Regions from separate parts of the Homo sapiens genome. Here all the other regions are linked to region 6. The links are chromatin loops, found by intact Hi-C in ENCODE. Cell type or tissue: MCF 10A. All regions are shown on one strand. Each heading gives the region's core, and the rest is flanking DNA. Links, peaks and the distances in the headings are about the cores only.

Region 1 (4,535 bases), core at 267-4,266, 77 kb before region 6:
GGGCAGCTGCTGAGCTATAATGAGTGGAGCTTTGAGAAGAAACATGGTAAGAAGAATTTTAACAACTTAGCTCAGTTTTATGAATGAAATTCCTTCTTGGTCCTTTTTGCAATTTCATTAATATTTTAAAATTGCTTTTAATCGCTTCATTTGATATCTTAATGGTGTTTCTTTTGAATGTGATGCTGTTCGGAGAACTTGAAAGTTCAGCTTCATTTGGGTGACACATATGAAATGTTATTCCTCTCTCTTTGGTGGAGGAGAAATAAGCCTGCATTCTTTCTGCTTCCGGGTTTTGGGCTGCACATCCACAAAGGCTGAAAGCTGCCATCCCAGGACCATTGGGCTTAGAGGGCCAGGTGCTGAGACAACTATAACCAGAGAGCTCTGCAGCACCCCACGATTTCACACATTCTAGACTCTTCCCTCAGGCTTCTTTGTGTACAGGCATTTCCTCAACTGGGACAACATTGCCCGAGTGGGCAAGAGTACAGCATGCAGATGAATTAGGTCAGAGGCCTGTCCTCACAAGCGCCTGAGCCTTCACCTGCCAAAAAGGACGAAAATTTGATCTCCACCACAGGAAGGGCTTTTTTATGCAGCTACATTTCCAACACCTAGAATAGTGCCTAAATATTAGAATGAAATCCCATGGACAGGGAGGTATCCATTGACATGACCGCTTTTATTTCTTTTCGAAATGCATTTTTAAACATGCATTCCTTCATAACACAGACAAAAATGATGGGGTTGACAAACCTGGACATTGCTTAAGATACAGATGGGCCAGAAAAAAAAATATTTAGAGAAATAGATGGGTTCCTGTGTGCTTTTGAAGTGGAAGAAGAAAGGAATCAGTACTGTCTTCTGCCTGAGATATTCAGTCTAAGAAATATTGCTGTGCTATGAAATTACTTACTATCCAAAAAGAAGGCCTCCGGGGATTTAAAATTATATTGCATGTGTCTATGTAGTATATTACAGCACGTTAAAAAGGTAAAGTAAATTAAAAGCCTTAAAATAATTTACATAATTTTTAAAGATCCCTGTGGCGTATTAATCATGCCTTCTACTCTATTTATCATCTTTTTGTTTTTGTAAATAGAAACAGTCTCAGAATTATGCCACTTGACTAATAGGTGGCCCTTGTGTAGAAATGGCCACTGACCCCTGTCCCCTTATCACGCTACAGGAGTGACCAGTACCAAGGGTCCTGGCTGCCTCTCACTCCGCCAGCGCCCCAGAGCTATTGCTCATGGAGCCCCCACTGCTAGTTTTTAAGTTCAACTTCTTCTCTTTATCCCTAAGTCTTCAAGAACCCAGGTTTTGGAATACCCTTAGTAGCATCCCAACTGTGTTATGATGAATTAGGCTTTTGGGGCTAGCCTGAGAATCTGACCTCCACTGAGAATATGTGGATCAATTGCAAGTCAGTATAGAATGATAATTAAGAATGGGGTTCTGGAACAGGCAGACTACCATTCTTGGTGTCCAGGTTCTGACATGTATTAAGGGCATGACCTTGGACAATGTGGCTGCTCTTTGCCTCAGTTTCCTCCCCTGTAAAATGAGAACAATAGTTACAACCAACTTTATTGGTACTATTATGGGCTGAATGTGTCCCCTCAAAATTCATATGTTGAAGTCTTCATCCCCACTGCCTCAGACTGTGTCTATATTTGGAAATAGGGCCTTTAATGACGGAGGCAATTGAGTTAAAATTACCTCTGGCCATTAGGGTGCGCCCTCATTCAATATGCTTAGTGTCCTTATAAGAAGAGGAGATTAGGACTCAGACACATACAGAAGGAAGACCATGTGAGGACACAAGGAGAAGAGGCCACCCACAAGGAGAAAGGCTTCAGGAGAAACCAACTCCTTGATCAGAGACTTCCAGCCTTTAAAATTGTGAGAAAATGCACTGTTGTGGTGCTTTGCTATGGCGTTCCTAGCAGACTACTGCTGGTACCTTTGAAGATTCCATGAGACAATGCATGTTACATGCTTGGAATAGTGCCTAGCATAGTAAGCGCTCAAGTAATTTTAGCGACCCGTATTATATAACACAATAAGCTGCTATTTCTAAATAACTTCCTTGTGAATTAAGATTTAGATCACTATCTGGTCATAATGTGGGCACTTTTAGGTATCAGGATTAACTTGAACCTTCTCTTCTTTACATTAAACATTCATCTGTTCATTCATTCGTTCATAAAATAAACATGTATTCACTGGCAACTCCCAGTCAGGAACTGCGTTTGGTGCTGGGAGCACAAGATGGATGGCACACAGATTGTAATGCTTCCTTGAGGAGCTTAGAGTATCTGGAAATGGTCCAACATGGCGCTTGGCATCATTAGAAAGATAGATAGAGTGGTAGCTGGAGGCTGGTCAGGTTGAGCATTGAAACAAAACAGAGCGATTGTCCGTCTGCAGAGCAGGCAGATGAGCGCCTCTCTGGACAGGAGGCCACTCTTGGGATGATGTGGGTTTACTAGAGAAGCTCTGCGGTCACCCAGCACTGACCTGCAACATCCAGAGAAAGATGGCTCTGTCTAGCAAAACATTCACGCTGGGCTTGAGCTTAACAGGTTGCAAGCAAAGTCCAGCTCTGCTGGTGAAATTACGGCCGGGGCGTGTTGTGTAGTCTAACGGGAAAAGTGCTGATGCCGACCCATCTACCTGGCCACGCTCTCTAGCAGAGAACTGGAATCGTCACTTATGCTCTGCAGGAAAGCTGCTTTCATAGCTAGGCCAGATTTCTTTGCAATTACAATGTCAGTAATGAGCTTCATAGTTTCTCTCTTTTGTAAAACCACTTCTTCAGGTATAATTGATATACAGTAAAATAGACATATTTCAGTGGTAAAATTTGATGTGTTACACCACAAGGCAGTAAACATAGCCATCATCCCCCAAATTCTCCTCTTGTCCCTTAGTGATCCCTTTTTCCTGTCCTTCCTCCGCACCTGCAGGCAACCACCAGTCTGCTTTCTGTCACTATCAGTTAGCTGGCTTTTTACATTATTTTGAGATTCACCCAGGTTGCTGCTGTGTATTCATGCTTCCTCTCTTTTTGTTGCTAAGTGGTATTCCACTATATAAATATGCTGCAGTTTTCTTATGCAGTCACCTGTTGATAGACACGTGGGTTGTGTCCTTTTTGGGCTTTTGCAAATAAAGTGGTTATGAACATTTGTGTACAGGTCTTTGCATGGATCTCTGCTTTCTTTTCTCTTGGGTGAACACCTAGGAATGGAATGATTGGATCGAATGGTAGGTATACGTACATCTCTTTTTTTTTTTTTTTTTGAGAAAGAGTCTTGCTCTGTTGCCCAGGCTGGAGTGCAGTGGAGCTATTGCAGCTCACTGCAAGCTCCGCCTCCTGGATTCACACCATTCTCCTGCCTCAGCCTCCCGAGTAGCTGGGACTACAGGCGCCCACCACCACGCCCAGCTAATTTTTTGTATTTTTTAGTAGAGACAGGGTTTCACCATGTTAGCCAGGATAGTCTCGATCTCCTGACCTCGTGATCCGTCCGCCTCGGCCTCCCAAAGTGCTGGGATTACAGGCGTGAGCCACTGCACCTGGCCGTATGTACACCTTTTTAAGAAACTGCAAACTGTTTTCTGAAGCAGCTATATCATTTTGTATTCCTACCACAAGTGCAAGAGATTTCTAGTTCTTTCACATCCTCATCCATATGTTCAGTCTTTTCTAATTTTAGTCATTTTAATAGGTGTGTAGTGGTATATCATTGTGGTTTTAATTTGCATTTGTCTAATGGCTATTGATGAAATGTTTGTTCAAATCTTTAGCTGACTTTTTATGGGTTGCTGGTTTTCTTATTATTATGTTTGGGTTTTTTTCTGGATGCAAATACTTTATCAGACATATGCTTTGCAAACATTTTCTCTCAGTCTATGGCTTGACTTTTTATTCTCTAAACAGTGTAAAGAGCAGATTTCAAAGTTTAATGAAGTCTAATTAGCCAATTTGTTCTGTTATGGCGCATGCTTTTGGTGTCATATTTAAGAAATCTTTGCCTAACCTAAGTTTACAGTTTTTCTCCTATCTTTTCTTTGAGAAGTTGTATAGCTTTAGGTTTTACATTTAGACATATGGTCTCTTTTGAATTAATATCAATTGGGCCAATTTGGTTCATAGTTGTATTCAGGTCTTTTATACCCTACTGATTTTCTGTCTAATTGTGCTGTCAATTATTGAGGGCGGGGTCCTGAAATCTTGGACTATATTTATGGATTTGTTTATCTTCCCCTGTGCTTCTATCAGTTGTTGCTTCATGTACTTTTGAAGCTCTATTATTAGATCCATATTGAGGATTGTTATATCTTGCTGATGAATTTACCTCTTTATCATTAAGAACTGACCTTCTTTATTCTTGGTAATATTCTTTGCTCTGAAATCTACCTTGCTTGAGATTGATATAACCACTGCAACTTTCTCTTTTTTTGAGACGGAGTCTCGCTCTGTAGCCCAGGCTGGAGTGCAGTGGCGCGATCTCGGCTCACTG
Region 2 (4,535 bases), core at 190-4,189, 520 kb before region 6:
GGCACTGAATAGAGCAAAACATAAGGGAAGAGATCAGAAGAGCCACAGGCTCTTCATGCACCTTCTGGGGTTTTCCTCTGTGGAAAGAGAAGCCAGAATAGTCTTTACATGCCTCTAAAATAAATCACATCTCCCCAGCACAAAGTAAAAACTGAATTAAATGTAGCATACAGACCACTATGAAGAATAATCTACAAAAATTATGATGTCATCTCTAAGTACCTACTGGTACCAACAGCTTTAAATTATGGGTTAGCATTTTGGTTTATTAAGAAGCTCCTTCAGATGTATTAAAAATCCGTTTACTTTTAGTATTGATTTTTTGATAAATATATTATCCAGAGAGGTTATATGCAGTGGTTTCCCTGGAAAAGCTGACATTTATTCAATGATATTTGCTTTACTGAATTAAGTAGCAATATATGCTCATATATCTTTGCTCTATCTGGGAAATTATCAGAGTTAAGGGAAGAGAATATTTTATGAAAATATTAGGGTATGGTTTAATAATATAAAGCTTAGGAAAAAATCTACTTGTGTAAGATCTAGTTGTTATGGATTAATTCTTGACTTTTATATCAAAACATCATAAAGTTAATTCTCAAAACATTATTTTAGTCAATTAATTGGATTTTTAAAGATAGCACTCCTTTATAGAACAAAAAAGTAATCATTATATTCAATTTAAATAATGTTCTCCTGTAATAATTTACCAGGACCATTTTATTAAGTAATAACCTCTAAGGCCAAGTGGGGCAGAAGTTGCCAGCTACTCATCAAATGTCCTTTTCTTCTTCTTCTGTGCATCCAACTAAACCATACTCCCAGCTGCCTTTCTCTCCACTTCCAGACTTAGCCCACAGAAACCTCCACACAGATCCTCCAGGGACTTTTCCTGTGCCATCTGGATGTCCACTTGACATCTAGAATCTTGGAAAATACATGTTGAAGATGCAGAGTCCTTTTCAACCAGGATGTCTATGTGTAACAAGCTCCCAACCCAACCACCTCCAAGCTGGGACCACAATAGACTATAATGTGAATGGGAAATAAAGGTCCACAGTGTTACTGACATTGTGAGATTTATTTGTCACAGCATCTAGTGTTACACCAAGACATACGTTTTTTCTATTATGTAAATTCTTAGCAAAAAACAAAGAGTTTCCTTTTCTTTGGAAAGTTCTTTAATCTGAAAAAAAAAGGGATCTAGACCACAGGGCCTACTGAATTCAGATGTGTCCTATTCTCAGATCTCAGTAAGTCGATAGACATATATGAAATAACCATGTCATTTGCTCTTATAATGGCATAAAAGGTAAGTAAAAATGTCTTACATGAATGTAATTCATTATTTAGCTTGGAAAAGAACACATTTGTAAGATGAGTCTTCAAATAATGAAGAAAGCCTTATAATAAAAAATAAATAAACATGACAAACTACCAGCTCCTTTAAAGAGCATGCCTTTTATCACAATTTGTTTTTTATTGATTCATGTTTGGTGAGTTATTTTGCATATGTGTTTTTTTTTTTAAAACCAACTTTCATTTTCAATTATTAAGAGTTAGCAACCACTCCCATGAGCTACCTCGGAAGGTTACCTTCCTTTTCTTTTTAATTTACTGGGAGAAAGTTTATCAGCTTAGAAAGAACTGGACTTAAGAATTTAAAAACCAGTAATTTTTCCCAGGTGATTAGTAGAAATAGCAATAAAGGCAGGAAATGCAACAAATGGCATGACTTTCTAAAGGGCTTCACACCAATTAATACTTTTGAAAGGTTTTATTGCATTTGTCAAAGATAAGTCTTAGAGAGATCTCCTCTTTAATACTCGTAAAATAGATATAAGTGAATCAGGGAGGAAAGAAAAATAATCACTTGAATCAGAAGACCCTTTCAAAATAAGACTGTTAATAATCCCTTCCTCTTTGTGTCAGTGGGTATGCAGAGCCACAAGCCACAGAGGAGAGGCTCTCTAGCCGCTATGCTGATCCCAGAAAACCGTGACCAAACTTTACCCTGCTGGCTGAAAAAGCATCTGACCTCTGGGATTTACTCTGAATCAAAACATGGGCAGGATGCTGCCTGTGAAAGGCTCACATGGGATTTAAACGTGCTCCCCTGGAGCTCAGAGGATTCTCTCTTCTGTGCTTTGCTGAGAATATGTCTCTAAAGAAAATATTGTTCGTATCTACTGGGGAAGGTCAGTAATGATAATGACCTTATGAGATGCAAAAGTAAGTAAGAACTCTTAAGCAGGCCAACAAGAGGAGGAAAAGAAATGCAAAAGAGCATATTCATTAGCTCATTTGCAAAACCTGACACTGCATCTTAACTAGAAGTCAAGCAAAGTCACCTGGGGCAACAGCAGAGGCCCCAGTGAAGGAGCAAAGAATTCCACGTCTCCATCTGCTGGGGGATTTAAGGAATTACTGAAATTTTAAAGTGTGGCATGGCTTAAAGCTTATCAACAATCTTATTAAAGATAAATTAAATGAGAAAAGAAGCTACTGCCTCATTTCAGGGGTAAGAAAATGTGAATGCTCATACTAATCACAACTACAGACTTTTATTACTTAAAGGTTGCAATGAAACAACACACAACCATTTCTCTTTTCAGTGCCAGGGTAACCGTATATGAACAAAATATAGGCATTTTATGAAGATAAGCGGTCTCTCAGCGAAGGCAACCCTTCCCTGCACAAGCACAACTATACTTGAGAAAGGAGAATGATATGTATTCAGCTTCCTAAAGATGCCAGCCAGAGCAAATGGGCAGATAGCGACTTCTGGCTGTCTTGATTACATCTATCAAATCTTAGCGTTTTCAGCCTGCTAGGGACTCCAGATAACAAGCCCTTTCTTAAGTGAGTCCCAGGCTTCAAAAACCACCATAATGGGTAGCCAATTAGTAGAGGAAATTAATCTTCAGCAAGTCTATGCCACTTCATGAATTTAATTTTCTTTTCTTCCATTCAGTGCATTATTCTAATGCTTGATTTTTCTGTCAAGTAAAGCATTGATCAACTTTGCTAACCTCAGAAATCTGTGACCTCAGAAACCTTGTACATAGATCCTCCAAGACAATATTAATAATAATCATCATCATCATCATTTAAAGACAGGGTCTCACTCCATCACCCAGGCTGGAGTGCAGTGGCACAATCACGGCTTGCTGCAGCCTCAACCTCCTTGGCTCAAGCAATCCTCCTGCCTCAGCCTCCCAAGCAGCTGGAACTACAGACATGTGCCAACATGCCTGACTAATTTTGTATTTTTATTTTTGTAGAGACAGGTCTTGCTATGTTGCCCAGACAGGTACTGAACTTCTGGGCTCAAGCAATCCTCCTGCCTTGGCTTTCCAAAATGCTGGGATTACAGGTGTGAGCCACTGTGCCCAGCCCAAGATATTCTTTATCTGGTAGGATACAATAACAGCTATTCCACAGTACATACTTCATAAGTATTTACTGAAAAAAAAGGAGAACCAAAAAGCTAGGGAGGTCACCCACTTAGGTCTCCTTCCTGAAGCTTAAATATTAACTATCTATAACAGCTGGACAAATCTATAAAGATCATCAGATTCCCTTGGTAACCTTTCCCATGGCTATATTAACAAAAAGCTCAGAAAATGTTTGTCTATGATGCCTTTCAAATATTAGCAAATTCTGTTAGGACTCATTTCTTAGGAAATAAATATGTTGCCTTACAGAATTGGGCTATTGATAGGCATGTGACTATTCACCTATGGGATTTGCTATCCATGCACATGAAATTTCCATTAAGCACAATTTTCAAGTCTTTCAAAACATGTTTAGCCACCTTTGTATCATTTTGTCACTACACACTTCATAAAAGGGGTTGGAATTATTTCATCATTACAATATATATGACAATTTCACCGTTAAAACTCCCAGAAGCAGCACTACTGATGGAACTTAGATAAGCTCACTCATATATGTTTTAATATTTCACTTTCTCCAACCCTCTACCATCCAGAAAGCCTACACCTAATTCTAAGTATATGAATACTACTCATACTTTCATATTTTTCCAAAGCAAAATATTTCATAATCTCAACCTTCATAGAATTAATATTTACAGTTATGTGGCTTCATACAATATAATTTTATGTGCATTATTTCATTTGATAGCCTAGTAAAATAGGCATTTATTAGTATAAAGAGGGACTACTTCTCAAAAACAGGAATGAATTATTTATATTGACTTTATTCAAAAAGAAAAAGAAAACCCTAACACTCAGGGATAGTCTTTTGCAATGCTTCCAAAATCTTTTTCCCTTCTTTCTTTTCCTTCTCAACTTCTCTGAGCCTGTAACTGTAACTTATCGAGGTATGCTCATCACTTAGCATGGCCTAGGTCAGTCGTTTTCAAAGTATCTGCCAGAGACCCCTGAAATCCCTGAGACCCTTTCAGGGAGGCCACAAGGTCAAAACTATTTTCATGATCATAAGAAGACATTATTTGACTTTATTATTCTCAGTTCACGCTCAACTCTCACAGGTCTACACCACTG
Region 3 (4,535 bases), core at 199-4,198, 1.1 Mb before region 6:
CCATGGGACCTTTTTATTTTTAAACACAGTACACAGTATAACTATCATACCTAAAATAATAACATTACTGTTTTAAAATTATCAAATTTCTAGTCAGTGTTCCAGTTTCCCAGATTGTTTCTTACAGCTGCTTTTTTAAAAAATCCACTCTCAGATTGTTTCTTACAGATGCTTTTTAAAAAATCCACATCTAGGCAAAGTCCACAGATTGGATTTGGTTGGTATGTCTTGCAAATTTATTTTACTCTGTGAGTTCCTCTTTGCTCTCTCTTTTTTCTTGAGAATTTATTTGTTGAGGAAACAAGTTCATCTGTGTCCTGTAGAGAGTCCCACATCCTAGATTTTTCTCATTCATCACATCTCTGTGATATTATTTAATATGCTGCTTTCTAACTCTGTATTTCCTGTAAATCGGTAGGTAGTTCCAGGGCTTGGTAAGAATTCAAGATTGATTTATTTATACAAGGATACTTAAAGTATACTTTCATTAGGAAGCAAGCCAAAAATATCTGGTTGTCCCTTGTTTTATGGTTTTAAGAGAGATCATCGTGTTCGGATATCAGCTTGATCAGCCCATTATGAAATTCTGAATCAGTTTTTTAACTAAAGTATAATATACCTACAATAAAGACCGTAAGTAGACAGCTCAGTCAATTTTTACCAATGCATACACCATGTAACCACCATTCAGATCAAGATACAAACCACGTTCAGTCCCCAAGAGGCTCCCTCACGTTCCTTCCTCAACAATACCATCAGTATCACCAAAGAGAATCCATTCTTAAGCCTAGCATCATCAATTGTTTTTGCCTGTTTTTCAGCTTTGTGTAAATGAACCATACACTATGTCTTCTTCTGAGACTGGCTTATTTCACTCTGTGTTGTCTGTGTGAGAATCACCCACGGTGTTATATTGGTAGTTTATTGTTTTATATTGCTAAGAAGAATTCCACTGAATGAATACCCACTGTACAATTTATCCAACAGCTGATGAATGTTTGGGCTGTTTCCAGTTTTTAAATATTATGAGTAAACCTGTGATAAGCTTATCTTTTGGTAGATGATTCATTTCTGCAGTCATTTCTCTAAGAACAGAAGAGCTCAGCCTCAGACTGCGTATATGTTTAGCTTTGGTAAATGCTGTCAGTTTCCAAATGGTTGTACAGTATTTACTTCCTTCCTACAGTGTATAAGAGTTCCAGTTACTCCACAGCTTCACTAACACTTGGGATTATCATTTATTTGTCTGTCTTTAAAATTTCAGCCATTCTGGTGAGTACACAGTGGCATGTGATCCTGGTTTCAATGTGGATTTGCCTAAAAATGAATAATATTGAGTAACTTTTCTATGCTCATTGGCTATTCGGGACATCTTTATTATTATTATTATTATTATTATTATTATTATTTTCTTTTTGAGACAGAGTCTTGCTCTGTCGCCCAGGCTAGAGTGCAGTGGCACGATCTTGACTCACTGCAAGCTCCGCCTCCCGGGTTCACGTCATTTTCCTGCCTCAGCCTCCCAAGTAGCTGGGACTACAGGCACCTGCCACTGCGCCCGGCTAATTTTTTGTAGTTTCAGTAGAGACGGGGTTTCACCGTGTTAGCCAGGATGGTCTCGATCTCCTGATCTCGTGATCCACCCGCCTCAGCCTCCCAAAGTGCTGGGATTATAGGCGTGAGCCACTGCGCTGGGCTGGGACATCTTTTGTCTTCAGTGAAGTACCTGTCAAGTTTTTTGCCCATTTAATAAATTGAGTTGTCTATCATTTTCCTACTGGCTTGCAGTACAGCAGTTCTTCGACATTGTGGCCGAGTCCTTTGTCAGACACATGTATTATAAAAGTCTCCTCCCACTGCCTTGCTTCTTCACCCTCTTATTGCCATCTTTTGATGAAGAGAAGGGCTCAATTTTAATGAAAGTCCACGTTGTCAATATTTCTTTTAAGGCTATTGTTCTGTGTCCTGTTTAACAAATCTACCCGCGGTCGTGAAGATATTCTCCTATGTTTTCTTCTAGAAGCTTTGTTATTTTACTTTCCCCTTTTGGTCTACCATCTATCTAGAAGGGATTCTGTACATGGAGTGAGGGAGACCAACGTGTCCAGGCAGTCTTCCCCACCCACTGCAGTGCTGCGTTGCAATGGCATCTTTGTTGTAAGTCAGATGACGCTGAGGTACGGATCTGTCCCTGGACTGTCTCTTCTGCTAATTAGAAGATTAGCTGTTTTCTATCCTTGCCTTACCATTACACCGCTTTTCCTATCAGCTTTGCACCTAATACTTTCGGCAGCTGTTGAAGACCACTGTCTAATCTATTATTTTCATCAAGAGTTGCAAAGTGGTGAAATCTTAATTCTATCCATTTAATCTAGCTTTATTAGCTGGGAGACACATATAAAGAAAAACACTCTCTATTTGCCTACCTTGAATATCTGTGGCTCAAGGAACCATTCACTTCAAAGCACCGGCAGGTCTTGTCTCAGCCGGGAACTCTCCACCCACAGCCGTTAGGTGGCGCTACACTATGCTGAATGCCATGCTCTTACCTCCAAGAGGAAGACTGGAGTGGTTTGATTCTTTCCTGGCCAGTACTGGGGGATGCCAATGTAAACTAACTTTGTTTCTTATAGCTAAAAAAAGCCTTAGATTTAGATATATAAATGTAAACAAAAATAAACATTCTCACCAGGCCTAGGTCTCATGCCCACCTTGATGCTAAGAGAGCAAGAGACAGCCCCACATGAACAGAGGCGGGGCTTTAGGGAGGGGGGAGTATTCCAAAGAATAATCAAGGTTCTCTCAGTGGAAAATGGGAAGAGATGCTGCACAGGCAGGAGAGAAGAAACAACGGATGCCTCCCACCGTCCACTGTGAAGAACGGCTGATTGCTTTAGGTTTTACATGGAACAGCAATGTCACTGGTTAGTTCTGTGGTCACAGCTGCCTCTGGGAAGTGTGTTGTTGACAAGGTGCAGTGATTTAAGAAGTCTTTATGTCTTCTTGTTAGGCCTGTCCTGGTGCCTCAACTTCTTCGAGTCACTAGTAACTTAGTCCTGTGGGTTAAAGCACTGACCCTTTTTAGAAAGCTGCTAATCCCGGGGGGAGCGATGCATTATACATCTAGCTCCAGACGCTGGGGGTCTCCAGATGCAGGCAGGGGTAACTGCAACCTATTTTTAGTATTTTAGAAAAATCTGATATATCTAATACAAACGAACTACAATGTTAATATTCTTTGCTGGGATTGTATCATCTCAGCGTGAGCCTCTTGTTCTGATCAGAGGTTGGATCTGGATTGAAGAGAAATAAAAATAGGGATGTGGACTGCTAATGAATTCTTTTTGTCATTTTCTTGATAGAGATTTTTTTTTTCTTTTCTTTGAGATGGAGTCTCGCTCTGTCCCCCAGGCTGGAGTGCAGTGGCGCCATCTCGGCTCACTGCAAGCTCCGCCTCCCGGGTTCACGCCATTCTCCTGCCTCAGTCTCCCGAGTAGCTGGGACTACAGGTGCCCACCACCATGCCTGGCTAATTTTTTGTGTTTTTAGTAGAGACGGGGTTTCAACGTGTTAGCCAGGAGGGTCTTGATCTCCTGACCTCGTGATCCACCTGCCTTGGTCTCCCAAAGTGCTGGGATTACAGGCGTGAGCCACTGCGCCTGGCCAACAGAGATTTTTTAATGCACTGGGTCCATGAGAAGAAAGGGGGGATGACAGCAACTAGAGAAAGGTGAGGTTAATAAACTGCTTTTTAGAGGACAAAAGATTGGAACTTCTGGTTGAAGACAACTGTGGGTAGGTTCTTAAGGCTCCTTCCAAAGGAATATCAGTTTCCTGCAGGATGAGACACTATCGTGTTTTGATCGTTGAGAGGCAGGCAGAGTCCTGGGCTTCCAGGGAGACTTTGCAGGCCCGGGGTAGGAGGTGGCATTGCATCAGACAAGGGCACTGACTGGAGAGTAACCCACGCCCTGAGCCAGGTCTGCAACTTTAACTAGGCTTGATCTACCCGGAGTGAAACTTTATTTTGCCTTCAATTTAAGAGAGATCTCATTGTGTACTTCTAATGATACTTCACTGAAAAGTGACATTCGCTTATCCTTTAAATTTCCCCAAATTCTCTAAACATCTTCCTTATCTGCCGTGACTTTCTAATTGCCTGTTCTATTAAGCCGATTGCAGCTGGTTGATTAGCTACATATCACTGCCAATGAGAAAATGCAGGTGAAAGTGCTTTGAGAAACATGGCATTCTCCATTCAGTGGCTCTCAACCTTATTATCTCAACACATTGAAATCACCTAGGCATTTAAAAAAAACACCCATGTCTGGGCCCCACTCCCAGAGATTTTGATTTAATTGGTTGGGGTGTGGCCTAGGTGTGGGCTTTTTTTTTTTTTCATGTAAAGCTCCCCAAATAATTCTCAATGTGCAGGTAAGGCTGCGGGCTATGTGTAGCAGGGGTGCCCATATTTAGCACCTGCAAAACCTGCTGGCCTGGAAGCCTCATTCTGGGGACACTGGCTGTAACCAAAT
Region 4 (4,535 bases), core at 322-4,321, 180 kb before region 6:
CCAAATGGCCAGCGTTGTCACATAGGAAGGAGGCTTGGACTCTGGGTGACACACAAAAGCAAAAAGCCCCCTGACGCGTCCACTGCAGCCCCATGGTGTCTTGCCCTCCCTCCTGAGATTAGCCCGTGGGGTGTCTTGAAGGGAGAGCCCTGAAAGAATAGCCAGAGAGGCCCCATGATTTCAGGACAGAGGGGCTCTGTGTTTGCTTCTGGGAAGGCAACCAGGGTCCCAGACATCTTTACCTGCACCAGCCGAGGTGGAGGTAGCAGTGAGCAGATGGCGTCAGGGAGAATCCAGGTTGGAAAGGCCAGTTACAGTCAGCTGAGTGTCTGTGGCCTTGGGCAGCAAGGACAGCCCAAAGTTCCCAGGCTCTGCTGGGAAACTTTCGGAGGAGGACCAACAGAGAGCTTGGGGACGGGATGGGGACATGCTGTGGCCACATTGAGGAGGTGCTGCAGAGCCCATGGGCCCTGTGATGAGGTGTGAACAGGAGAGATGCGGCCCAGGGTTTGCCATCACAGAGGGAAGGCTGCCCCTCAGCCTCGCCCCTCCCTCCAGACCCCAGGCCCTAGAAGAAACTATTAAGATGTGAACTGGGAAGGGGGAAGCACTGAATTTCCTGACTTTACCTGACATAACTGAAAAGGCCTAAAAATGACTGTTTTCAGCTATCACATAGAATGGTGGCTTCAAAGGAAGCTTAGGTTGAAATATAGAGAAGGAAAAATGACATTTTTCTGAATACCTGAGCCTATGCCTTGAACACGTGTATACACTACATCAGTTGTCCTCTGTCAGGAGGGACTTTTGCCCTCCAAGGGACATTTGGCAATGTCCGGAGATAGTTTTGGTTTTCACGACCTGTAGGGAGAAGAGTATGAATTGCTCCTGGCTTCTTGTGGATAGAGGCCAGGGAAACTGCTAAACAGCCCACAACTCTTTATGCAAACTGCACATGAAGGAATTATCTGGTCCAAAACATCAATAGTGCCGAGGTTGAGAACATGCGGGAGCTCTATTGGGGTTTTAAAGAATCATTCTGCAGTGCATGTCTGCCCTGTAGACCAGTTCAAAGTCCTAGAATTGGAATTAGAGTCTGGTGATCGAGGGGTAAGGTCTAGACCCTCTGAGAGAAACTGTGTGTGCAAAGAGAAAGTGGATTTGGCCAGAAGTCAGGGTGGATTTCAGAACTATCAAGGATTTGTAAAAAGACTGCTTTGAATGGAGAGATCAGAGCTAGAATATGGTATACCTCCCAGCTCTGGCCTGAACCTGCCCTGTACACTGCACTACAGAAGTAGGGCAGGCTTAGGGGCACATAGGAACCAAGAGGGTGCATTTGTCCAGTAGGAACTTAGGCTCAGGGAACAAATATCTCTCCTCTTGAAGCCCACAGGCCAAATGACTACTGAGAGAGTATCATTTACTTCTTTAGCCAATGCCAGCTTTTCGCTTTCTCAACTAGGGCTTCCTGCCTAGTTGGAGGGCAGGAAACGCTCAAGGGAGCATTTGGCAATATCGGGAGACATTTTTGATTGTCATGACTAGGGGGCTGTTATGGCATCAGCTGGGTAGAGGCCAGGGACTCTGCCCAAGATCCTGCCATGCACAGGACAGGCCCCTCCCCTCCAACAAGGAATCACCAGATTCAAAATTGTAATAGTGCCAACATAAAGAACCCTGCTCCTGGTCAGTGATTCTCAACCTTAGTTGCATGTCAGAATCATGTATGTGGAGGAGCTTTACTAAAATGTACGGGCTCTGTCCTCTGCAATTCTGATGAATTCTTCTAAGGTGGGACGCATACGTTTTTAAAGCTCTCTGGTTGATCCTGCTGTGCAGTCAGGGTTGAGAGCCTCTGATGGAGACTTTGCCAGGCCTATTAGAGTTCGCTGGTGGAGACTGCCTGCCCCTGTGCCGTTTAACCACCTGGGGTGGGGAAAGGAGACGAGAGCCAGCATGGTATCCACTCCCAGTGCAGGGAAGAGAAGCATCACCCAGTATCCAGATCTCCTGCAGGGCTGGGGGAGTGAAAGAGAGAAACGCGATCCTTTTTTCCTCTTTAGGGTGAGGAATATTCACTAGGAAGAACATTTGTGATGGTTTGAAGTATTCATTGATGTTTTGCCCAAAACATATAGTCCCTATTAAACAATAACCCTCACCCATTTCATTCATTCGGGCTCCTGATATAAAGCCTCTAGTGCCATTTGCTGGAAGGAGTGGAACTAGAGAACAACAACATCCAATTCTTGGCCTTTAAGTTAAAAACAAGTATTGTGGGATGAAGACAGAAAGTTTCTAGAAGAACATTACTGTGCATCCTCTCACCACCAAATAAAACTCCTCTGAAGCGGTGGGGGAAGCATCGGGAAAGAAACAAGGGACTTGGTGATGTGCTGGTGGCCCACTGAGCCAACGCGGATGGGGGTGGCAATAATAGAATGTACTATTTGGGAATCCTTGGGCACCCTGTGTGGAGGAGGCTGGAGGAAGTGGTCCCGGCTCTAGCTCTCTCTGCACTTCTGCATGGGGGCCACCGGGGGAGCTGTAGAGTTCAGATTGTGGCAGGGCAGCTCTGGTTGCAGGGAACAGGGACAGCCCTGAGTCTTCTGTGCCTTAAGAAAGGTAGATCACTGGAACACTTCTCCTGCCCCAGAGAGGGATAGGCCAAGAGAGGGCATTGGGCTTGCTGAAATCCTGTGGTGGAGGGCCTGGTGGGATTATCAGAGAGGGTTCAACCTGGAGGGATGTCTGTGGCCATGTGACAGCCCAAAGGGAAAGTGGGCCCAGAGGAAATGTTATTTCAGGCCTGAAATGATGGAGAAAACCATAATTGCCTAAGACTACATTTTCTGCCATCAAGTAGTATGGGGCTTGAAATGCACGTTGAGTTCTAGAAAAATAAAATGTGCTATAATGTCTTAAAAGACTCGAGTAAATGGCAAGAAAAGTCAAACCTTCTACATATTCAAAGTGCGCAGTACTTCCTAGACCCTGGATGAATTACTGCGAGCATTACCATGTAAACCGAATGACTGTGGCCCCAGCTCTATCAGCTTGATTGCTAGGAATTGGTCTCTCAAAGTGTTCTGCAGGGATGAGGGATCCCTGGGGACTTGCCGTAGGCTCCACCTGGTGCTGTTGCTTCCGCAACTCGTGGTCCCCATGTTGCGGTGAGCCGAGCATCCCTTCTCCCACAGAATCCCTGCTTCAACCCCTGGCTGGCCTAAGGGGAGGGGGGAAGGAGGGAGGGAGGCCCCCTCCTCTCAGTTTCTATCTGTTAGCCATGGGCAGGCCCCGCCTTTTCATCCCCCACAGCACAGCACCTGCCAGAGGATGTGAATTTTATAGTCACAAAATCAAGTGTGTAAAAATGAAACTTTATAACTGCACTTAGTTCTTGAGCCCCCATTTCTGCTGATGGCAGAAAACTTGTTACTGCCAATTGAGTATAAACGATGTTACTAAGTATTTCTCACTCTACTCTGGGTAAAAAGTTCAGGATGTTTTCCTTTCCCTGCTCATGACCTCTCCCCATGGGTAATCTAAGAATCAACTAGGCATTCGGCGGAAGGAGCATCTATTTATCCATTATGTAGCTCAGTTAGGAATTGCAGCCTTTGCTGACGTAACATCCACTTGTGAGTTTTTTTCACTGAATGCCACGGTGCTTCACCTAGTGAAAGTTCTGTGTTCCTGCTGCATTTTGGTTTTCAGGTCTACCCAGGTCACTCTGTTTCCACTTAGCCCTCTCTGTCGATAACCAGAATGTGTCCTCAAGCCCTCCGTCCCTTGCTGTCCTTCATGGGGGCTTGGCAAGCTTTTGGAGGGCTTAGCATATTACCTTTTTTTTTCTAGGTTATTTTAAGGCAACGTAAACCTCCCTGCTAAAACCTCAATGGCTTACAATAATAAAGGTTTATCCTTCAGCCGCACATCAGCTGTGGGTGTGCTCGAAGCTCTTATCACTGGGATCTAGGGAAAAGGAACAGCTTCCATAGGAAGGAAACATTTTGAGCAAATAATACACTTGGCCATACTCTTACCATTCAGGAGTTGGGAGCGACTCAGAGCACAGAGGAGGTAGACGTTCAGTTCCTTTCTTCTAAAAACACCATGCTGTTGTTTCTACAGGCCACACTTGGTTAGCAGGTTGGCTGGGGGATGCCCTTTATTTCAAGATGAGCTGCCTTCTCAGGTTTTACCTCCGTGATCCCCCCCAGTTCTGGGCGTTAGCTATTCTCTCTTCCCTGGCCCATCATCCAGGGGTGTCAGAAGGCAGGGTCCTTTCTTAGACACTCACTAGTGCATGTGCCCTGCTCATGTTCCCCCTAGAATTTTTCTTTTCTTTTCTTTTCTTTTTTTTTTTGTTTTGAGATGGAGTCTTGCTCTGTCTGGAATGCAGTGGCATATCTCGGCTTACTGCAACCTCCGCCTCCTGGGTTCAAGTGATTCTCCTGCCTCAGCCTCCTGAGCAGCTGGGATTACGGGCGCCCGCCACCACACCCAGCTACTTTTTGTATTTTAGTAGA
Region 5 (4,535 bases), core at 249-4,248, 810 kb before region 6:
AAATATTACACAATAAAAAATTATCCCTTGTTATAATTGCTTAAAAAGAAAATTCTAAACCCTCCCTCAAAACCTAGCCAAACACTTACAATACTCTAGTTGTGAATATTCCTTTCCTTCAACTCCAAATGATAACTTTTATTAATACAAAACAAGGAATGAGAGATAAAAGATATAAAGGTCAGGCTAAATATTATTGACCTAACCATGGCTGATAACAAGAGTTAGCTCCTTTCCCTACTTCCACCCCACCTGCTCCACCCCAAACAAAATAGTTAAAGCCAAAACTCAACACTTCCACACTCATACCCAAAGGGGAAAAAATGGGAAAAAATATTCATGCAATTTTTTTATTGCTGTTGTATATCCCATACCAGATGGCAGCTTAATTTCCTCTAGTCTGAAGTACAAAGACATTTTCTGCACAGTTGAACATGCCTAGAAATATTTCTCAAATTACGTCTTTTGTTAGATGGCATAATTAAGTCTCTAAAAGCAAAAAGCTGGAGGCCCTCAGTTCCTGGTACCCTCATGTATTTGCCTCTCTCTTCAGGACAGAAGTTTCTTATGGTAGAGATCCCAAGGAGGCTGATCCTTCAGGAAGCAGACTCTATATGACTGTCTTTCTGCAGAGCTCCCGATGGTTCATGGTTCATTACAGAGATTTTTCCAACAGTACTGCTCTGGCAACTTGGGATTGACAAGGGGATGAGAGTGTCTCAACAGAACCTTCTGCCTCATGCCCAAGTCCTCCAAGACGCCCTGCTAAAACAATAGCCACTTCCTAACATGTGAGGATCTTAAGCTCCCAAATGAGAAATATTTGTAGTACTTCATTTAAAGCTGTGAGTCTGAGCTTCAGGCATCCAGGAGTATTCCTTTGGATACAATGTTAGTGTGGGCGAGCTTGGCATACTTGACAATGGGAATGAAAACGGACAAAAATGTTACTTCTGATAAAAGACACAACTCACGAATGTAGAGTACCTGATATTTTGGTGGTGAACTGGTTTGTTGCTGGAGGCCCAAAACCCTTAGCTGTGCTAGCTCGGATGGTAAAGGAGTATGTGGTCCCCGGATACAGTCCAAAAAACAGAAAATGGGTTTCATTTCCCAGCTTTGAAACTCTTCCACTCTGATTGGATAAATCTATTTCTGGGTCAAAGGAACTGACTGCTTTGTAGGTGATCTGCAAAAGAATGAGAAAGTGATAAAATATCTGGAGCAGATGGACTCAGATTGCATCTTTATCCAATAAACCCTTCTGATGTATGCACTGTCAGACACTTTATGATAAGCTCCTACTCAGACTCTTGAAATCCTGAATCCACTGAAGGGATGAAGGAACTCCGCCAAAGCTGCTGAGTTATTACTTTTATAGACAGGGGAACTTAAGCCAGTAGATTAGAATATACAGGATGAGTTCGGGGTTAAGCTAATACTTTGAAGTTGTTTGCTTTCAAAATGTCATTTTGTAAAACTACATTACAATGGGTTTAGAACAAAATAAGAAAATATACAACTAGCTCAAACAGATAAGATACTGACAAGGATAAGGCCTCATCTTTAATCTAGTGGCCATAATTTGACTTAGGATCATTACCTATTGGGAACGAGGGCACTGAAGTGTTTTCATCAATGTGGGTGAGGACATCTGCTCCAATGACTGGAATCCTAGACAGATTCCAGTCATTCCTGATGCTACAAATAGAGTGATCATTATGGGTCATATTAATTTCTTTTCTTTAGAGCAATGTCTTCCAATAGAACTTTCTGAAATGATGGAAATGTAGCCACTAGCCACATCTGGTTACTGAGCATTTGAAATGTGGTTAGTGAGACTGAGGAACTGAAAATTTGAATTTAAATTGCCATGTGTGATTAGTAGCTGCCATATGAGACAGTGCAGTTCTAGAAGTTTTCATGATACTAGCTACATAACAGATATTCAAAGCATGTTGGATGAGTCTGAAGTGTTTGAAAATAAATATAACATAGGTGCCTTTAAATCCTACCCTTTCAAATGATATTTTAAAGAATTTCACTATGAGTAGTTCATCAACTATTCAAGAACATGCACTTTAGTGGTGATTACTAACTTCTACTGGTTGTAATGACATAATTTTAAAATGTGGCATATTCGAAAGTTTTAAATTGCAAAACTGAGCACTTTTCTTGCTTTTAAATAGGTAAACTTACTTGTAATTTATGTGCATGAACACTAACACTGTTATTATACGAAGTGATAATTGACATTCTTTCTTCTTATATTTATACCATGTCATTACAATTAGGAAGACCTCTCTGAAAGAATATTTAGATTGAATCAACTAAGCTTTAGCAAGAAAACTGTTTGCTATATATATTAATCACTGCACTGCATGACACTATTGGAGTCATGCAGAGTATCTATTGTTAATCCTCTAACAGACTTCCTCTGCAAGGTTAAGGAAGTCAAGAAGAGACAAAGCCAATCTACCCCCTAGTGGCTGAGCGAAGGACGTCAGCGATGTAACCGCTGTATGATTACTTGGTCCTCCATTCGGATACCTCCAGGGAACAAGGCAGTTTGGAGGAGACGGATCTAAACCTCTATTATGAATGCATAATTGCTTCCAATGTTTACTCACTAATTCACCCACACATTTGAAACATATTCATTGAGCCCCTCTCATGTGCCAAGCACTGTGTTCGGAGCTGGGGTCTTGCATGGTGCTTTAGGAATCGTACCTTCCCCGAAGGAGGTATCAGTCTGGTAGGGGAAGGGGAGAAGTGATCCAACAACTATGACAAAGTATAATTAAAATGAGGACTGACGCTGCCCACCGTGGCTAGCTTAGTGTTCTCATTCATTTTATTGCCTGTCTAGAAACCTTAATGAAACATAAATGCATACGAGAGAAAGCCCAAACTCCTTAGTTTTGCTCTCACCTTCTCCAAACTTACTTCTGAATCTGTGATACTACACCATTATATTCCTTTCTGTTCTGGTCAGAGGATAAAGACTAACTGCCCTACAAACACTAATGGGGCTTTTCTGACACTGCTTTTGCTCGTAAGCTTTCACCTGCCTGGAACATGAGACAGTTAGCTCTGTTTCCATGTTTTCTACCTATTCAGATTCATTTACTTTATTCAAACATTGATTGAACACTGACACTCTGCAAGCACCATGGCCAGCAGGTAAATACACGCCCTGTTTCAGATAACTGAGAATCTGGACAGGGTGGGATGGAGCTGGGGAGGCATACAGTAAGTAAATGAATACTTTCAAAACACCAAGTTCCATGGAAGAAACGAATAGGGTGCTAAAATAAGGAGAACTGTCAGGGGAGAGAGGTTATTACACAGCCACTTAGAGTGGCTGGGGAAGGGCCCACTGAGATGTCAGTTAAGCTGAAGAGATTTGAACTTTCCCAAGGAGTTAATCATGCTGAGAGTTTGGGGAAGAACAGTAGGAACTAAGGCAGTGAAGCGGGAGTGAGTGGGCACAGTATATGAACAGAAAGGAGGTCGGTGTGGTTCCTTGGGGGCTTGAGAAGTGGGTAGGACCATACTGTACAGTGCTTTGCACCCCAAGATAAAAAGTTTGGATACATACAACAGGAAGCCCTTGAACGTTTTTAAGCATGAAAATAAAATGATCTAATTTCCCTTATAAAGAGTTCACCCTGACTGCAGGTGGAAGGTTGATTTGATTGGTGGGGCAATTGAAGTAGTAGGGAGGGCACTAGGAAGTACAGCAGAGTCCAGGGCCTAGAGCTATAGCACAAGGGAGAAAATACAGGGGCTTGGAATAAGGTGGGGCTGGTACAGACAGCAAGAGATGAAAAGAATTGGCATCTTTTAGAGATAAAATGGACAGAACTCAGTGAAGGACTGGATATAAAAAAAAGAGGATGGAATAAAGGATAGGTTCCATTTTGGGCTTGATCAGAAGACGGTCCCATGTATCGAAAAGAATGGAACATATGAGGAGAAATTTACAGACACAGGTGGACATACTAAGTTGGAAATGCCCACGGCAGTCAGGTGGACACACATGTATGACATGAAGCTGTGATTTGAAAGGACTGGGCTGGAAGTGAAGACTGGGGGTGATGAACATTGAGATGATATTCAATTCTGGAATGGAGGGGGTCACTAGGGAAGGAAGTTTAGAAAAAAAAGAAGGGAGCCTGGTACCACTCCCTAATGAATGTAGGTATTTAATACAGGATAGAGGAGGAGAAGCCAACAGAAGAGCCAGAAATGCAAGAAGAGAGCCAAAGGAGAGAAAGCTGTCACAGAAACCAAATGAAAAAAAAGCAGAGAGAGAAGGGGAGAGAGGGAGGGAGGGTGAGAGGGAGGGAGGGAGAGAAGGAGGGAGAAAAGGAGGGAGGGAGGGAGGGTTGGTTTCCAAAGATGAGACTGGGACAAAAAAAGTACCCATCCATGTCCCAATCCAGAGTTCTCATTCTGTGTATCTGTAAAGCCTTCCTAAACCTGGCCTAACAATCACTAGATCCACTGAATGCCTGTGTTGTGACTATTCA
Region 6 (4,535 bases), core at 229-4,228:
AGTTCGAGACCAGCCTGGCCAACATGGTGAAACCCTGTCTCAACTAAATATACAAAAATTAGCTAGGAAACCCTGTCTCTACTAAAAATACAAAAATTAGCTGGGCGTGGTGGCGGGCACCTGTAATCCCAGGCTGAGGCAGGGGAATCGCTTGAACCCAGGAGGCGGAGGTTGCAGTGAGCCGAGATTGTGCCATTGCACTCCACCGTGGGCAACAGAGTGAGATTCCATCTCAAAAAAATAAAGAAAAAATGCAGGCCAGCCTCGGTGGCTCACGCCTGTAATCCCAGCACTTTGGGAGGCTGAGGTGGGTGGATCACCTGAAGTCAGGAGTTCAAGACCAGCCTGGCAAACATGGCGAAACTCCGTCTCTACTAAAAATACAAAAATTAGTTGGGGATGGTGGCACAGGCCTGTAATCCCAGCTACTCGGGAGGCTGAGGCACCCAGGAGGCGGAGGCTGCAGTGAGCCAAGATCATGCCACTGCACTCCAGCCTAGGTGACAGAGAAAGACTGTCTCAAAAAAAAGAAAGAAAAAGAAAAGAAAAAAATGCATAAGTAAACATCCTATCAAAGAATGGAAATGCCAATACCTATGAAATTGATTAGATTTAACAAGGAAGATGTTACCATCATGATGAAAGCTGTTGAAAAGCATAGTAGCTAGGTCTAGTTTAAAAGTGCATTAATTCAACGCAACATGTACATTTTCATGCAACAAAAGACCCACAGTGGCATTTTGACATGCTTCCCTCCCCTTGGATCCGATTTGTATGAAAAGTAAAACCATACTAAGAGACCATGAAGATGTCATGGGTGCGGGGGCTGTGACAAGATAGAGTGAGGAAATTTTATAAGGAACTTCTGGCAAAAGAGAGGAAATAAGCTGTGCTATGGTGTGACCTTTAGTGAAATTTTATGTCACATTTGAGCAATAAAAGGAAATGAGTCAACCGACTCCCTTCTCCCGTCTAGGCTGGGAGCCATGTGCTGAGGACCAATACTCCAGTCCCACTCGCTCCCTCTCCCGCCACTGCTAGGCTGGGTCACAGCCCAGGGGGGTGAGAATGCGGTTCTGTGAGTGTGCCAGGGACTCAACTATTGTCTCAGGGCTCCAAATCCCGTCCGCGCTCTGCCCTCTGAGGGTGGGGTTGAACTGTGAGCCACATCCTTGCTGTGCCTCCAGCTTCCTGTCAGGCTGTGCCAGTGGAAGGTGCTAGAAGGAACTGGTAAGGAGGGGAGCAAGGAGGGACTTGATTTTCCTGTCCATTCCCCATTCTTGAGTGTTCACACTCCCTCCCAGCCGTGTCAGTCCCTCACCATAGCAGCAGCTGAATCCAGTTTGCAGTGTTCCTAACACTCACAGAACCAACCTCATCACACACACCCGGAGACCGGCAGCAGCTGAGCAGCTCTGCGGGCCCCTGAGCTTTTAGGTCCTGGTGTCTCCAGCCTCAGGGGTGGCAGCCGCTCCCTGCTGTTACCTCCTCCCTGGCATCCACCATTATCCTTTTGTTTTTTTAGTTCCCCAGCTTCAACCGAATGCATGGTTTACAATTCTTTATTATTACATTGTCTCTCTTCAGATAACTGGTGTGGCTTCTGTTCCCTGGCTGAACGCTGGCTGATACCATAAACAAAATGGAGTTTTTGGAATAGTGGAGGCTTTGCATGAGTATTTGCTGAATGAATGAGTGAGTGAAGGAGTGAGTGAGCCAGTGCTCCCACTGCTGTCTGTAGCTGTCCATGCCCTTTGCACCTCGCAGGAGGAAACCAAGGCGCAGCTTAGAGCCCTCAGCCTCAGACTCAGCCTCCCTCGCCTTGTTGCCGCGACTTTCATCCAGCTTTGGGGCTCCCTCCTGTGGGCTCTGCTGGTCTCAGACAGGGCAGCAGACACAGTCTGGGCACCCCAGGGTAAACATAGCCCCGGCCAGATGCGCCCTTGTGTCTGCACGAGGCCACTTGGAGCTAACGGGGAGGGCCAGTCGAGCTCTGCGTGTAAAACACAGCGTTTCTGTTGTTTCTGCCAGGCCTTCACATACAGCTCCCAAACTCCGGCAAATCTCAAACGTAAATACCCTGCTCTAGGAAAGAAAGTAGCCAGGGGGAGAAGTCTGGTTGACTATTACCCAATTGAAGTCCCACAGTAGGAAGTAAATGAACCTGATTAAAGAAAATGGAGTACATTTCTGGCTTGGCAGAGAAAAAAATATATAAATAAATTTTTATATGGGCCTGAAATTTTCCCTTGTTACTTACTTAGGGGCTGGAATCCTAAAACGAGAGTGCCACCTGCTGACCATCGTCAGACTCCGATCCGAGCGTCGCGGGTATTTCAAGGCAGGTGCCCTGAGTGGCACAATGGGGGCCAAAGCATTCTATGTGAACACCGCACAAAGGATTCTAGGCGTGACTGCCGTGGCCATGTAGTTTCCACAGGGTGTTTGGCGCTGCCCAGAGTATGTGGACTTGTTACCTGTCCAGCACCAGGCACTCCTCTGTAAAAGTGCCTCTGTGAGGCCGGGCCCGGTGGCTCACGCCTGTAATCCCAGCACTTTGGGAGGCCCAGGCGGGCGGATCACCTGAGATCAGGAGTGGGAGACCAGCCTGGCCAACATGGTGAAACACTGACTCTACTAAAAATACAAAAATTAGCCGGCATCGTGGGGTGCGCCTGTAATCCCAGCTACCCAGGAGGCTGAGGCAGGAGAATCACTGGAATCCGGGAGGCAGAGGCTGCAGTGAGCCAAGATCGCACCACTGCACTCCAGCCAGGGCGACAGAGCAAGACTCTGAAAGAAAAAAAAAAAAAAAAAGGCCAGGCGCGGTGGCTCACGCCTATAATCCCAGCACTTTGGGAGGCCGAGACGTGTGGATCACGAGGTCAGGAGATCGAGACCATCCTGGCTAAAATGGTGAAACCCCGTCTCTACTAAAAATACAAAAAATTAGCCAGCGTCGTGGCAGGCGCCTGTAATCCCAGCTACCCAGGAGGCTGAGGCAGGAGAATCGCTGGAACCCGGGAGGCAGAGGCTGCAGTGAGCCGAGATCGCACCACTGCACTCCAGCCAGGGCAACAGAGCAAGACTCCGGAAAAAAAAGAAAAAAAAAGTGCCTCCGTGGAACATCTGGAGTATCCCTGCTTTCTGACAAAACTCTTGGCAGATGAAACTGAAACGGCACAGTTCATGAGTGGAAATAAGTGATTATGGCTTTGGATTAGATACAATAAGTAGATTAAAGAACCTGTGCCAGGGAACCATAGTGTGGTAGAGCCAGAAGGAAGCCTTCGAATATTCTTTGTGAGAAAGCCATAGTGAGCCTTATTTTTCAAAATAATTTCAACCTTTATTTTATACGCAAGGGGTACAAGTGCAGGTTTGTTACCGGGGTATATTGTGTGATGCTGAGGTTTGGAGTATGAATGATCCCATTACCCAGGGACTGAGCACAGTGCCCATTAGGTAGTTTTTCAGTCATTACGCCCTTCTGTCCCTCCCCACTCTTGCAGTCCCCAGTGTTGACTGTTCCCTTCTTTATGTCCGTGAGTACTCAATGTTTGGCTCCCACTTATTATTTTTTTTTTTTTGAGACTGAGTGTCACTCTGTCACCCAAGCTGGAGTGCAATGGACTCCACTCACTGCAACCTCTACCTCCCGATTTTAAGCGATTATCCTGCCTCAGCCTCCTGAGTAGTTGGGACTACATGCGCCCACCACCACGCCCAGTTAATGTCTGTATTTTTAGTAGAGATGGGGTTTCATTGTGTTGGCCAGTCTGATCTCGAACTCCTGACCTCAAGTGACCCACCTGCCTCGGCCTCCCAAAATGCTGGGATTGCAGGCATGAGCCACCGCGCCTGGCCTTGGCTCCCACTTATAAGTGAGAACATGTGGTATTTGCTTACGTTTCTGCATTAATTTGCTCAGGATAATGGCCTCCAGCTGCATCCATGTTGCTACAAAGGACATGATTTTGTTCTCTTTATGGCTATATAGTATTCCACAGTGTACATGTACACATTCCACATTTTTTTTAATCCTATCCATTGTGAATGACCATCTGGCTTGATTCCATGTCTTTGATATTGTGGATAGTGACCATGAATCTTATGAATGAGGGCAGTGGTTGACAGTTTGTAGTTGCCATTTTAGGGTATTGGAAAGGATGGTCCCATGTAAGAGCTTTGAAACTACTGGTGATGATGAGGATGATGATGATGGTGATAATAAATAGTGCTTGTTAGCCCCCTCCCTGAGGGGAGGTGAGACACATTTCCCAGTCAGTTTCCGAAACCCCCAATAAAAAATGTAGTACTTCTAGACAAAATTAAATGAGGATTAAAATGCAAATATGCCACAGAACAGAAAAAAACATAGACTCATTTGTGTAACTCCAAAGAGCAAAGTGTTTGCAATTAAATGACTTCCTGAAACAAGTTTTGGAGTGGTGCATGTGTGTGAGGACTGTCTGGCCTGGGTGAGCTAGAGATGAAAACCTGAAAAGGAATCGGGGGTGGGGATTTATTCCAAA
Region 7 (4,535 bases), core at 339-4,338, 480 kb before region 6:
TACACTGCCACATTGATGATTCCACAGGGCCATGCACAGCAGCCTGGCAAAAAAGGAGGGCAAAAACGTTGTCCCCCCTTTACAACACAAGGGAAGCCATCCGAATGATGTGGCTTGCCTGCAGTCCCAGAGCAGATGATGCCAGAGGTGGAATTTGACCACTGGTTTCCCAACCCCTAAGAGGCACATTTTCCTTATTGTATATATATATTGTATATTGTACATACAATTGTTATATACAATCATAGTGGGATGACTATTCCATGGATGCTCCTCACAAATCTACTACATAAGTAAATTGCATCTCTACTAAAAGGCACACATTAGATGTCATCCTTGAATTTTATAGCCAAACAGCACTGACATCTCAACACCACTGGAGATCCTTTACAGACTTATTAAGTAAAGATTTGATGGTAACAGAAACAAATTAATTAACAAAAGGCATGGAGAAGTGAGATTTATTTCCTCAAATTGATATCCGAGAAAATTTGCTCCCAGAATCAACTATGGATAATTCTGCCAAACAAATCAATCCTTTACAAACTAAAGCATGTTAATTAAGCAAGAGCACTTGGAGAGGCAATACACTGCACTAGGCATGTTTACAGAAGAATGAGGGATGCACAGAATTAACTGCTTGTTTGCTTTTCAATCTGCATCAGAAACCTAACTGGAGAAACCTAACCTAACACTGAAAGCAACCACAAGGAACCATCAAGAAAACAGACACAAGGCAAGGGTGCTCAGAGATCAAAATCTCTCTTCAAAATTGAAATGCTAATGTACTCCAGACTCGGAATTGCTGTACTAGAGAGGAAATTAATATCAAAGCTGGAACAGTATCTACTGTTCCACTCAGTAAGATGAAAACAATGGAGTTTGGCCAAACAGTACAAGGAAATATAGGAATCTGATACAACAGAGGAAATGAAGACAAATCTTGCAAAGAATTCAAAATGGAACAAAGTTGTGCAACTTACCCCTGTGCAAGTGGAACACTAGAGGGAGAACAAGTTTTGTGTTGAAAACTGTATGACCACAGCAGCCTCTCAGCTTAAAAGTCCATAGTCTTCAAACTCTCACCTTAGCTGCCCGCACAGCGAGCAGCAGGTAAAGGACCAGTGCAAAATAGAAAATCTGTAGAACAGCACAAATATAATTAGTGTAACCTATCACTTTTTGAAGGTAGGATTTTCTAAATAAAAGGCTTGGCTATGCTTTGGGCCAATGATATTTAAGAAAAGCAACCAAGAAATGAGGGCAGATTGTTTTCATCTCATTTTATTTCTAGACAGTTTAAAAGCCAAATGACACACATAGCACAAAATAAAATTCTTATACCTATCCTCATATCCTATTTTTGCTTCGGACCCAAATTCAGTCAGCCACCAACTCAGTTGCTCTTCCACATGGGCCACACATGCCCCTCTCCTCTGCTGTAGCAGGAAGACCACCCTTATCCATACCCCAAAAGGCTGTGCTGCCATTTTCTTATTCCTCTTCTCATTTCTGGTCTTCCTCCTCACTATATAAACATGCTGATTGAAGAGATCACAGTATCCAACTCCTGGAAGGAAACTTCAAAATAAAAAGCTAAGCTTGTTTTCCATACTCACCTCCAATAGAGCCTACTTTGAATCTTTCCAGTTCATCTTTTTTTTTTTTTCAGGCAGTCTCTGGTTTGTCTGTGTTTTTAATGATAATTCTACCCCTTCCTGTAGGGCTACGTGTCTCTCCACTACTACTAGTTGTTTGATTTGTCTGATTACTATCTTCAAATTCTTGGTCCCAAGTATTACAAAGTGTACCCTGGTAAATTTAAACAGAAGAGAGTTTCACCGAAGGGTCAGTGATAAATGGTAAGATTAGAGAAGCATGCTCCGGCAGGAGCCTGAAGAGGAGACACGCACAGGATTGGGCCACAGCACAGTCTGCTCAGGAACACGGACGCTCACGGCCACTCATCCAGCCTGTGCCCTTTGCAAAAGCCTCACAGTGAATAATCTCTAACTAGTTCAAAGTTCACATTCCCTGCATTAAGCTTCCAGTTGGCTGCATGGAGTCACAGATCCACATTCCAGCTACCAGGGAGCAGACAGAGGGACTATCCAGCTCTCTGTGGCCTCCTCAGAAAGAGGTAAGATCTGCCTCCCATGTGCCTTGGGATCCCCCCAAACATCACTGTCCACTCCTGATGCTTATTTCTTGAGAGAACAGACCATGAAATGAATAAACAACACTGATACAAGGATGCTATGACAGGGAGTGGGACTGCCAGTTCAATCAAAGGACTTGTTACCTCATTTTCAAGTGGCATGACTGCTTGGCAATTATTCCAGGTAATATGGAAAGGAGGCTGACATCTCAATACTGAGAGACAATGAAGACTGGCAGGGAGGGAACATCTTGGGAGCTAGAAGGCTGGCCTATGGTGAATAATCCTGGTGTCTGTTGGTTTACTCTTCACATACTCACTGTTCAGCTATTTTCTTGCTCTGTGTGTCCATATTTGTTTTAGATTCAAGTACCTAGAAGAGGATAATTTGTATTCTATGAAATTCTGCCTATAAGAAGCACACAGGAAATGTCGGGTAATTGCACAGGGTCTCTTTAAACTGCTTAGTACAAGATCCAGCAGAATGCTGTGCACATTAGGATTCTCAAAAATCATTCACTGATGACAAAAACTACAAGGTATATGATGAAAAGAGTAAAGAAGAAATAGAAAACCAAAACACAACCATACAACATGGGCTAAGACTTAAAATGTCAACTAATCTATATTCAACAAGAAGTTCTAAAGCATTTTCACATACTGGAAATATAAGCTTGTCATTTTGAAAAATAAAACACAATAAAAAGGAATACTGCACCCATAGAGATGTATGGGGTAGGCTTCCAGCATACACATGAACCATTACTTTACTGGTGCCAAAATGAAATAGGAGGAGATGGGTCAAAAGTGGAGAAGGGGGGAAAAGGTGAGTAAAGCCAAAAATCCAACAGTGTAGCAGGTCCCAAAATGAAATAATGTGTAGACAGCCAAAAAAAAAATAGAATTATAAATGAAGCCAACAGAAAATGGTATGACTCCACCAATAACATTAGCAAATACGGCCAAAACAAAATGATATGAACTAACACTAAACTGGCAGTTGAAAGAACAGTAAATTTAAGCATTTAAAACTTTTTAAAGGTGTTATGGCAAAGAAAGTCTGCAGTTACAGATAAACTCACTCTGTTGATTTAAACCTATTTATATTACATATAGTGAGTGAGAATGGAATTTGATACTTACTGATCTCTTACTACGTTGTGTTGACTTAACTTACCTCACTTAACACTCATACTCAACAACCCTACCATATAGGATGTACTGTGCTCATTTAGCTGATGGGCAAACTAAGGCTTCGAGAAAGAAAAGATTTCTCAAGATTATATAAGCAAGCTAATGATAGTAACTAGCACTCAAATCAAGATGTGTCTGCTTTCAAAGCTTATTTTCTTTCACTCTTAAAACACGCTGCTTCCTCTTAAAATGTAGAAAATAAATATATCTATACATATATATGTATAGATATACATATAATTCTGACTTTACTTTCAGTCAAAATGAAGAAAAATATCTACCTCTATACAATCAAAACAATACGGACACACATAGAAAAAGGAAACCCATATCCACCTCAATTTTTTTCTTTCACAAATGTAGAGATAACTTGCTGGCTCTCAATGGATGATTTACAAAACTACTAGTTTTTCCAAACAAACATGTTCAGTCAAATACATATGGCTAGAAAGAGACCTGTATCCCCTTCCAAACTGGTTTTGGTTCTCTACTAAACCAAAGGTTTGCAAGACTGCTCCTCCCCATCTCGTTCATCACATTACCAGAATCTGCCCCTCCCCCCAAATCATTAAACTCCTAAATAACTTTTTATTTTAAAGAGGGGTTAGACAGAAAGAATACTTACAAAAAATAAAAAGAAATAGATTTTAGACCAGGAATATCTATCAAAGTAACTAATAAACTTAGAAAACACATTCATTGCCAAGTGCCTAACTAAAAGGCCAAAAAACATCTAGGTACGTAGTTTTCTCTGAGTATTGTTTTCTATGACACACGAGTCTATGTCTAACATTAATAAAATCTAAAATTGGCCAGGCACGGTGACTCATGCCTGTAATCCCAGCACTTAGGAGGCCGAGGTAGGCGGATCACCTGAGGTCAGGAGTTCAAGACCAGCCTGGACAACATGGTGAAACCCCATCTCTAACAAAAAATACAAAAAATAAAAAAATTAAAAAAATTAGCCAGGCATGGTGGCATGCACCTGTAATCCCAGCTACTCGGGAGGCTGAGGAAGGAGAATCACTTGAACCCGGAAAGCAGAGGTTGCAGTGAGCCGAGATCACGCCATCGCACTCCAGCCTGGGCGACAAGAGCAAGAGACTCCGTCTTAAAAAATAAAAATAAATAAAATCTAAAACTAACCATTACTGTCATGTTTCCTACCTTTTGAAATTATAGA

The links. A loop is a pair of places that touch in the nucleus more often than their neighbours do. Peaks named below come from ENCODE experiments on the same cell type or tissue, not always from the same donor. Only the 100,000 strongest peaks of a DNase experiment are listed, where the experiment ranks them.
Region 1: a loop joins it to region 6, with 20 times the contacts of the local background. A loop is called at or near these places in 3 of 110 quality-filtered maps.
Region 2: a loop joins it to region 6, with 6 times the contacts of the local background. A loop is called at or near these places in 5 of 110 quality-filtered maps.
Region 3: it touches region 6 in a loop (19-fold over the local background); 38 of 110 quality-filtered maps call a loop at or near these places.
Region 4: a loop joins it to region 6, with 10 times the contacts of the local background. A loop is called at or near these places in 37 of 110 quality-filtered maps.
Region 5: it touches region 6 in a loop (3-fold over the local background); 4 of 110 quality-filtered maps call a loop at or near these places.
Region 7: it touches region 6 in a loop (3-fold over the local background); 26 of 110 quality-filtered maps call a loop at or near these places.

What each region holds. Positions count from the first base shown.
Region 1 is chr18:7,346,844-7,351,378 of GRCh38, reverse strand. LOC105371975 (a long non-coding RNA gene) reads left to right here. Exons shown (of 3, transcript XR_935123.1): 2 at 1-46. Among named protein-coding and RNA genes, the nearest start is that of LRRC30, 120 kb to the right of the region's middle. RefSeq lists a silencer at 3,252-3,423. In MCF 10A, for the core only: no CTCF peak of the experiment used is centred there; no DNase peak of the experiment used is centred there.
Region 2 is chr18:7,787,906-7,792,440 of GRCh38, reverse strand. The region is part of intron 2 of PTPRM (protein tyrosine phosphatase receptor type M); the gene reads right to left. Among named protein-coding and RNA genes, the nearest start is that of PTPRM, 220 kb to the right of the region's middle. In MCF 10A, for the core only: a CTCF peak has its summit at 2,394 (motif pointing left); a DNase peak (open chromatin) is centred at 2,380.
Region 3 is chr18:8,387,810-8,392,344 of GRCh38, reverse strand. The region is part of intron 31 of PTPRM (protein tyrosine phosphatase receptor type M); the gene reads right to left. Among named protein-coding and RNA genes, the nearest start is that of RAB12, 220 kb to the left of the region's middle. In MCF 10A, for the core only: a CTCF peak has its summit at 2,504 (motif pointing right); a DNase peak (open chromatin) is centred at 2,514.
Region 4 is chr18:7,450,518-7,455,052 of GRCh38, reverse strand. No RefSeq gene overlaps it. Among named protein-coding and RNA genes, the nearest start is that of PTPRM, 110 kb to the left of the region's middle. In MCF 10A, for the core only: a CTCF peak has its summit at 2,527; a DNase peak (open chromatin) is centred at 2,542.
Region 5 is chr18:8,082,325-8,086,859 of GRCh38, reverse strand. PTPRM (protein tyrosine phosphatase receptor type M) reads right to left here. Exons shown (of 33, transcript NM_001105244.2): 10 at 988-1,189. Among named protein-coding and RNA genes, the nearest start is that of PTPRM, 520 kb to the right of the region's middle. RefSeq lists an enhancer at 1,938-2,804. In MCF 10A, for the core only: a CTCF peak has its summit at 2,474 (motif pointing left); a DNase peak (open chromatin) is centred at 2,489.
Region 6 is chr18:7,270,226-7,274,760 of GRCh38, reverse strand. It overlaps LOC105371974 (a long non-coding RNA gene), which reads right to left and starts at 2,362. Exons shown (of 4, transcript XR_935121.4): 1 at 2,261-2,362. In MCF 10A, for the core only: CTCF peaks have their summits at 1,887 (motif pointing left), 2,111 and 2,317 (motif pointing left); DNase peaks (open chromatin) are centred at 1,050, 1,850 and 2,290.
Region 7 is chr18:7,752,369-7,756,903 of GRCh38, reverse strand. All of the region lies in intron 1 of PTPRM (protein tyrosine phosphatase receptor type M), which reads right to left. Among named protein-coding and RNA genes, the nearest start is that of PTPRM, 190 kb to the right of the region's middle. In MCF 10A, for the core only: no CTCF peak of the experiment used is centred there; no DNase peak of the experiment used is centred there.